Regions from separate parts of the Homo sapiens genome. Here region 1 is linked to region 2. A link is a contact called in ENCODE Hi-C or POLR2A ChIA-PET data. All regions are on one chromosome and are shown on one strand. Each heading gives the region's core, a stretch centred on a gene start or an enhancer-like site at or near the end of the contact. The rest is flanking DNA. Distances are from core to core; before and after follow the strand shown.

Region 1 (4,410 bases), core at 810-3,309, 190 kb after region 2:
TGCTTAGGAAAGCTCCTGGGCAACCCTAGGCAATCCAGCAAAGCCCCCTAGACTTTCTCTAGCATGCACCCCTCCTCCCCACAACCACGGGGTCTTCAGGAGTTCTGGCCATCTCTCCTGACCCTCTGAGGTCCAATTTTCAAGCACTTTTATTCACATTCAAGGTACGAGATTAATAACACCCCCTACCTTAAGGTATATGTTTTGAAAAAGAGGACAATGTCTTAAGCAGAAGATTCAAAGTGAATGAACTTTAATTAAATGTCCAATAAAGAGAGATATAGATATGGATTTTAAGAAAAACTTCTAGGCATCTTAAAATAGGGTAGTCCATTTAATCCCCACATTTAAGCTTCCCTGTAATGGGAAGAAATAAATAAACTGAGAGCTTTGGGGTAGGAAGACAGGGTCGAGGGGTAACCTGGGAGGGGGCTGGGTGACTTGTTGCAAAAGTCAGAAGACCATGAGTCAGGGTGGGATCAGTATAACACTGTCATGAATTCTATCTTGCTGGCTTCTGTGCATGTGCTCCTGCGTGCGCGCGCGCGCGCACACACACACACACACACACACACACACACACACACACACACACGGTACAAATGCCTTTGTGGGAGGTGCTATTACCAACACCAAGTCTAAATCTAAGCCTCTCATTTTGTATTCCCTGCACTGTAAGGGGCAGCCCAAGGGGGCCGGGGTGGAGGGCGGGTGGGAGGCACATCTAGAAGAAGAAGGACAGATTTAAAAGGAAAGATTATTTATGAGGCCATGAAGACGTTCTTCCCAGACTCCTGAGTGCAGGAGTATGACTTATTTATTTTATTTTCGTTTGTAACCAAAACCTTCCCCTGACTCCCATTGGCCCCAGCTGAGAGGGGAGAGAGGGCCGGCCCGTCAGGCGTTGATCACCGGGCCAACGGGAGACAGTGTGGCGTGATGCTGACGCAGCCCACTGACAAGCCAGGGAGGCCCAGGGGAGCAGCTCTGAGCAGAGCAGCCAGAGCCAAGCAGGTAGAGAGCTGACAGCCGGGGAATTGCTAAGAGGCGCCGGGCTGGTGGGGGCAGGATGGTGAAACAGTTGGACTCGAGAGAAGGTGTGATTTGTGATGCACAAACTGTCGTTTACCCACTCCCCTTGGAGTCCTCTCCACGTCCCTCAGCTCCATCAACCTCTCTCCAGTTTAAATTTCCTCTCTCCCTTCCCCCTCCTGCATGCTCACTCCGTGGGTCCCCGCATTTCTATTCAATAATGTTTCTCTCCCTGTCTCCTTTTGGGAGAAGGAAGGGAGCAGATGAACACACATTAATAACATCAAAATGTCACATAAGTGATCAGCTGGAGGGGGCAGTCTCTCTGATGTCCTCAAGGCATCCTATTTAGGAATTGATATCTGCAGAGCCAGAAGAAAGCACAGCTGCTCTGGGGTACAGGCTAGGGAGTTAAGGGGATGGCTGTGTCAGTGTTGGGAATTCGTGCACTTACGGTGCAAAAGCACAAGGTGCATGAATTACCAAAGGCCTCAAGAACTGCCTGGTCCCACTCTCCTCCCTGGAGAGAGGCATCGCTGAGAAAACAGGAGCTTGTGTCTCCAGACTGGAGTTCTCTTTTAAGAAAATGGAAGTTGGGAGGGAAAGGGAGAGAAAAGCTTCAAGCCTATGGATAAGTCCTGAATCCTCCTCAGAATAGTGACCCCCGACATATGCACTGACGTGCCCATTTATTGAGAATCTCAGAATTCTTCGCAAAGGTGTCCCATTTAAGAAAATCCTCCATCCTTTTCAGGCAAAAGCAACAAACAGTAACAGAATAAAACTTTACTCATCAGATGGTGGTTACCAGTCTTTCCCTGCCATTTTTCTGGATGATGTTTAAAACCATGAGACTCCTGCTGGCCTTTCCCTTGTTACTGCACATAACCACATAGCCCTCTTACACTGGATGAAGCACTTTCTCCATAATGTTCACTTCTTTAATGACAGGATAGATGTTGCTGTTCTGACGACTGGAGTATTCAGACTGATGAGAACCACTGGTGATTCTCAGCAGTCCCAACATCACATGCTTCCTGTCCTGATGACCTGTGAGTCACCACTCCACCACCTCCCTATATGGGTGAGAGGTTACATCAGTCCCAGTCTATAGATGGAACAACACAGGCCCAATTGAGCAGATGTGCTTTCATGAGTCTGTCTCATACTATCTATTGCCAGGAAACAGGGTACAGTTGGAGACATATTGTTGCGTCATCTGAAGGCCTCATATTACAAGACACGACTATGAAGCTAGGCTTCACTCTATCACAGGAGTGGGAGCCTCAGACTTTAGCCCCTGGTTCCAATTCTGACACCTGCTTAGTATAGAAATACTTAGGTCCAGGAGTCAGAGGTTTGAGTTCTAGACTTAGAATTACCACTTAGCAATCACTTTCATCATGTCGCTCACCTGCTAAAAATCTTCCTATGGCTCCCTATTGCCCTTAAAATAAAATCCTAACCCCTCATCATGGAATTCAAGATTGTATCATCTGGCTTTTGCCATCTCTCTTACCCCATCTCACACCTCTCTCCCTCTCACTTGCTACTCCCCAGACACATCAGCCTATCTTTCTGTTCCTTTAAGTCACTCAGGCTGGTTCATACTTCATTGTCTTTGTACATGCTGTTCCCTCTGCCTACAATGTCCTAAAAGTGTCTGTAGTCTGCTAATCATTTCACCCTTAACAAATACTGCATTACTCAATAGGGAACACTCTCCCAGAAAAAGGTTTTTTTGGGGGGTTGGGAGGAGAATTTGAAATTTGATATATATTTTTAAAATCCAAGTAGTCATCATGGGGAAAATAAGAATCTGTCATTTGTTCATTAATTCATTCATTTAGCAGATATTTACCAGGCACCTTCTATGTTGGACTTCATTACACAACATGGTACTGTTTCTATTCGAATTACAATACACAAGCAGGGATGGGGAACTATGAGTTTTTAGAGCCTCTAGAAGTTCTAACCTAGCCCTGGCGTCAGCTCATGTGTCACCTCTTCAGAAATGCTTGTCCTGATCACATTATAAATTAGCTCTCCTTGCCTTCCCTCCACTTTCTAACACAAAACCCTGTTGTATAGAATAGAATAATATAATTTACCACTGCCCTAATTTGTTGATTGATGTATTTACTTATGTACCATCTGTCTCCACCAATTCATATTTAAGTTTCATGAAGGCATAACCTTGTCTCTCTTAGTCACCACCAGCACATAGAACAGTGCCTGGCACACAGACAGTGTTTGAAAAATGTCTGCTAAATAAATGAAGTAATGAATGAATGAATGTAGTCTTGGGCTAGTCGCTTAAACTCTCTGGGCCTTAGCTTTTTCATCTCTAAAATATGATCAATAACAACAACAACAAAAATACCTGCCTGAGTCAAAATGTTGGCAAGAGTTTGAAATAAAATATGTATAGACTCAATTTCCTAGAAAACAGAGCCTGAGGCAGGGATCAAGTGCTGGTGCTTTAAGTAGGAGGTACAATCCCTAGGCATTGGGAATGAGGGAAAAGGGAAAGAAAAAAAAACAGAAAGAATGAGAAGAAATAAAACACGGGTGGGCTCCTACATTGACTACTGCTTCGTGTGAAGCCACAAAGGGACACATTGGTCACTTGACAAGAGCATCCATTGGACCACACAGGACATCTTACATGGAGAAACTCTACCCTGAAGCAATGTATCAAGAGAGAACAGAACATTGGTCAATATTCACCCATTGGAGATTTTACCGCCCCACGCTTCCATATTGCCTTATCTTTACCCATGTCTCCCCAGTCTCCCCTGAAATCAACTCCTCTGTCCTTTAGTATGACATTTCACCCAAGCCTGGGAGTGTCTGGAAGAGACAGAGTCTCCAGATTGACCATGAGTGGTGAAACCCTGCAGCCCCACCCAAAACCCTTTGGCTTCAAAAGTGACAGCTACTTCAGAACAAGCAACTTCAGCGCAAGCAGGGGACAGGGAAGGATGAGAGACTCTCAGGCAGATGAGAGAATCCCACGAGGAAGAGAGGATGCATGCGAGATAGATTTGATACAGCATGAGAAAGTGGTTTAGAAACTATAAAGCTGCAAACAATGAAAAGTGATGTTGTTTTATTGGTCTTCTTTGAAATGCAACTGTCTTTCCATCTCATAGTCTCTGCACTTGTATAAGTTTGATGAGCTTTCAACTAGACTGCACAAATGAAGCCTTCCTTGTTTCCACTGTTACTGTTGAAACAGTACCTCTCTGAAACAAGCCACTTCATCTCCTCATAAAAAATCCTTATATCCAAAATAGGATCTCTAAATGGATTCTGTTAAAGTGGGGTTTTTTGCTTGCTGTATTTAGTTTCTATCCTTGAGAGAATGCAGCTAAT
Region 2 (4,118 bases), core at 974-3,473:
TACTCATTGACTTTAGAAAGAAAGAAGTATCAATAAAAACTACCTTCAGAACAATATCAAAGAAGCAAAAACTGACAATAGCATGAATCATTAGCCTTGGTGTGTGTATGTGGAGTGGTGAACTGGAACCCAAATTCTGATGGGAAACCATGAGTGGGTCTCTATGCCTGAGCCACGGGATATAAACATTATGTTAGGAGACCGTCCCATGAACCAAGCAAGAGCCACACAGGAAATTAAGTTCAGAATTAGAGCAGTACAGGCCCAAGTCCTGGTGTGCAAGGAAGCAATGTCAGTCTTCATCCTCCCATGGGAATAACTCTAAGGTTCATAACAGTGATTTCCTCTGTCATATATTATATATTCGAACTTCAGGAAAGTTCTTCTCTACTACACAAAAACAGTTCATGGACCTCCAGAACACTAGAATTGAAAGGGGCCCTAAGAGCCAGATTGTTCAACAGATGTGGAAAATGAGGCCTGGTGAGGTAAAGGAACAGGCTCAAGGTCACAGAGCTGGATAGTGGCAGAGTTAGAACTAAAGCCCAGGTTGTTCTGATTTTCCAGCCAGCAATCTCTCCCCTGCACACTTCTTTGGAGGCACAGCCCAGAAGGCCCCCCAGAGCACCAAACACTTTTCCTAGCTCATATGCTATCACTGATTTCTCTCCAAGAATGCTTTTATACTTCCACTTACACCTTTGGGGATTTTCCCTATTCAGCTCGCAGTGTGCAAACAGTATGCAAAAACCATACAGGTAGCACACTGTTGGAGACTCACTTAAAAACCACCAATCACAGTAATTGCTACTAGCATCCTAGTAGCCCAGGAAGAGACACCACCCCTAAGCTCCAATCTCAAAGCAGAGAACAAAGACCAGTTCCAAGAAAAATAAGAGTTTCACGCTTTTCTGTGTAAACCCCACTTTTCCAAATTATCCCATTGCTCAAAAGATCAGTATGACTGGAACTTAGGGATGGTGTCTCTTCCTGGGCTACTAGGATGCCCTGAGTAAAATACACAATCCCCATCCCTCCCCCACCCGCTCTTGCCACACACATAGCAATGTAATCACTTTAGCAACTTCTCAGTAACAAGCTCATTAAAAAGCAATTCTGCCATCTCTCCATAAAGCACGCGCCAGAGAACAATGCAAAAGAGGAGATGCCAATTAATTATAGAATGATCACATCTAATGAACTCTGAAACCCTCCTGCTGTTGGTGACTTTGATGAAAAATCAGGATGCTGGGAAAAGAGTGAATAGGGACACCCTAGCTACCTTGTTTAACTGTGAATGCTTTCAAATGCATCCTCAGCTCCCAGTGTTGATCAAAACTGTGGAGCTACACTCATAAAACAATGCAAAGTGTCAGGAAAGCGACAAGTGTCTGTGTCACAAACAGCTATGAGTCACTGCCAGGGCCCCCTTCAGCCATCCTCAGAATTGTATGATTCTATGCTGTGGTTGGCACTGTAGGGACAAACCCGTCTGTGCTTGGGACATCTTGAGATCTTAAGGTAACAAGTGAGTCATTCTTTGTCCCTACCTGGGGCCTCCCGCCTGTCTATCACCTCCTCATCAGCAGGGGTGCCACTCCTCAGAACAAAGAGGAGCCCTCCCACATGACGAGGCTACAGGAGGGGAAAGAAGAAACCACGTGCGGCCAACTTGTACCACTACCTGTGTGAGTCCTCTGGTGGGCCTTTAAGTGGGAGCTTTTTGTATAAACTTTCCGGCACCCGTTAAACTGACAGCGGTGAACCCTCTTCTTGTTTTCGGGACATGCTTCAGCCCCCAGCCCTCCTTGGTCACTGTCGCTCTGTCCACTCTTAACGGCCCCCGCAGCCGTCACGGCTGCTGCAGCTGTTGCGACCCCTCCCACCTTTACGGAGCTGAGAGCAGCCTTCTTGGCCACCAGTTTCAACGTCACCGTGCCATCCACGGCAGAGAGAGTTTGTGAGGTTTTGACCAGATGGCGGCTGAGCTCAGGGGACGATGGGGGCGTTAATGAGGTCACTGCGTTGAGCTGGGCCTGGTTGACGGCTGTGTAGCTGTCTAGAGAAGAGCTGGCCGGCTGGAGGCTGAGGCAGGTCTCAGATAGCAACTTGTCCCGAGAGAGCAAGATGTCCACTGCCGAGCTCTTCTCACAGATGGCCGCTTCCACGGGGAGCAGCAGGGGGTCTAAGCGACGGAAGCTTTCCTCAATGCACGGGGGAGGGGAAGCGTGGAGGAAACAGTCCAAGTCCTCACCAAAGGTCTCTGAGATCCTCCGGGGCTCCGTCTGTAGGTAGCGTTCCAATTCAAGGCATGTCTGCAAGAGGAAGAAGGAGGGAGAGAAACAGCCATCAGAGGCACAGAACACCATGAGGCCACACGTTGACAGGCAGAGGGGGAAGGTGCAGAGAGAATGGTGTCATGGCTTGTATCAGAAATGCCTTAGTAGAAGGTCTGACCTTGTTATTTATTCTCTGAATACCTCTGAAAGGTTCATAAGGGTCACATCAGATGATTTCAATTACTCTAGCTGAAGGAGAACAAGAGCCCCAGAAGGACTATCTCATACCTTCGAGATTCCAGAGAACATCAAATGATGATCTCTTGCCCCTCAATCCAATTCAGCAGGTAAGATGCTCCAATTTCCCCTCTAGAAATTATCATGCAAGCAAGAAGCAAATAGAAACAGATAAGGTTTTCATACTAAGACAAGACTTCCCAGAGTCCAACTTCATTATTCAAAACAGACTTGAGCACATCACACAAGTAAGTCAGTTTTCCCACTTGCTCTGAAGAACAAGCCATGTTCACTCAAACTAAGAGGTGACCTCAGTAACAATCAAACAACAGCAAGCCCTGCCTTGGGGATGGATTCCATAACCAGCAGGAAAGAATACTGTTCTAAAGAATGTCTACCATAAAACTTTTGAGGCACAAGACAAAACCCTTGTTGTTTATAGCAAGTCATTTAAAATACAATGCTATATTACTTTGTGGCAAGGGGCATAAATCCCATTTCAATGGTTTAGCATCTCTGACTACATGATAAAAATAAATTCAAACATAGCTATTTAGACCACTTAAAGATAGGACCCAATATATTTCAACATAAAATTTTCACCCGATAAAGAAACAGGGGAGAAGAACAAAAAAGTTTAGTTTCAACAAATCTTCATCCATGGCACTCATAAGTTTTTGTAAGATGGGGGAGTGCTTTTATGGCAAAAGTCGATATTTAAGAAGTTTGTTCTAAAGCCCTCCTCACTCAAAAATCCTACAATTCCAGAATCTTGTATAAAACTATGTTGCTAACTTGCACTATCAGCTCAATTTGCTCTATCTTCTGGATTCAACAAAGACCCACTGATGGCAAATTTAAAATGTGACTAGTTCCAAATTTACTGCCCCCGTAAAGCTCCTATGTTTTCAACTGATGTTCTGATTCTAGGCATTTATTCTGTTAAGAATATATTTTAATGATATACCTAGTAGTGTTGTATCTGTCAAGGATTTTATTTTGGTGACATTTCAAAAGACTGGTTTTTAATCACACTTCTGGTAAAACTCTGCATTACTGAATAAGAAAATCAGATTTTTAACTATGAATCAGCTTTGGGTCTCACTGTTGATTTTCAATGGTAAGAACTAATGAATGGTTCCAGTCTTCATTCAACACTCATGTCACAAGTGTTCATGCAACTACTGTGCTCACAGCAAGGTACAAGGCTTTGTATGTGGTAGATGGAGAAGATATAGCAGTAGGTCCACATGATGCAGGTATAGAATAAACAACCACAAGCTAAAAATTACATAAACTCACATAGAAATGTGATACCAAAAAATAGTATAAAATGTGTTGATAAGTTCTTAGGGGCTGAGTGGACACCTAATTCTATACTCTATTAATGTAGTATTAATCAAGGAAAGCTTAGTGAAAAAGTAAGTTTTGATTCTGTTTTACTTATTGATTAAATAATAGCTCTGACTCAGTAGCTTCCCACTACTCTACATTAGAAACCAGTATGATGACCTTCTCAGGTCTAGAAATATGAATTATCCTCACTTGCTTCTTTTCTGAACTCCACTTCTCAAAAATTTCCCCTTCCTTATTCCATCTCAT

What was found. Hi-C counts contacts between places; a loop is a spot of excess contacts on that map. ChIA-PET counts read pairs that join two places held with the same protein, here RNA polymerase II (POLR2A). Pooled maps may share reads with other maps.
Region 1: a loop to region 2 is called in a pooled map, with 8 times the contacts of the local background. The contact joins two enhancer-like sites. A Hi-C loop is called at or near these places in 6 of 50 pooled maps. POLR2A ChIA-PET finds 5 or more read pairs at or near these places in 2 of 52 experiments (Panc1 and T-cell).

What each region holds. Positions count from the first base shown.
Region 1 is chr2:207,309,517-207,313,926 of GRCh38, forward strand. No RefSeq gene overlaps it. Among named protein-coding and RNA genes, the nearest start is that of MIR1302-4, 42 kb to the left of the region's middle. RefSeq lists an enhancer at 840-1,589. Within about 2 kb of position 2,060, at least 10 of the 41 ENCODE cell types and tissues checked have a DNase peak (open chromatin) inside an H3K27ac peak, as active enhancers do.
Region 2 is chr2:207,122,090-207,126,207 of GRCh38, forward strand. KLF7 (KLF transcription factor 7) reads right to left here. Exons shown (of 4, transcript NM_003709.4): 2 at 1,685-2,315. Among named protein-coding and RNA genes, the nearest start is that of MIR2355, 14 kb to the left of the region's middle. Within about 2 kb of position 2,224, at least 2 of the 41 ENCODE cell types and tissues checked have a DNase peak (open chromatin) inside an H3K27ac peak, as active enhancers do.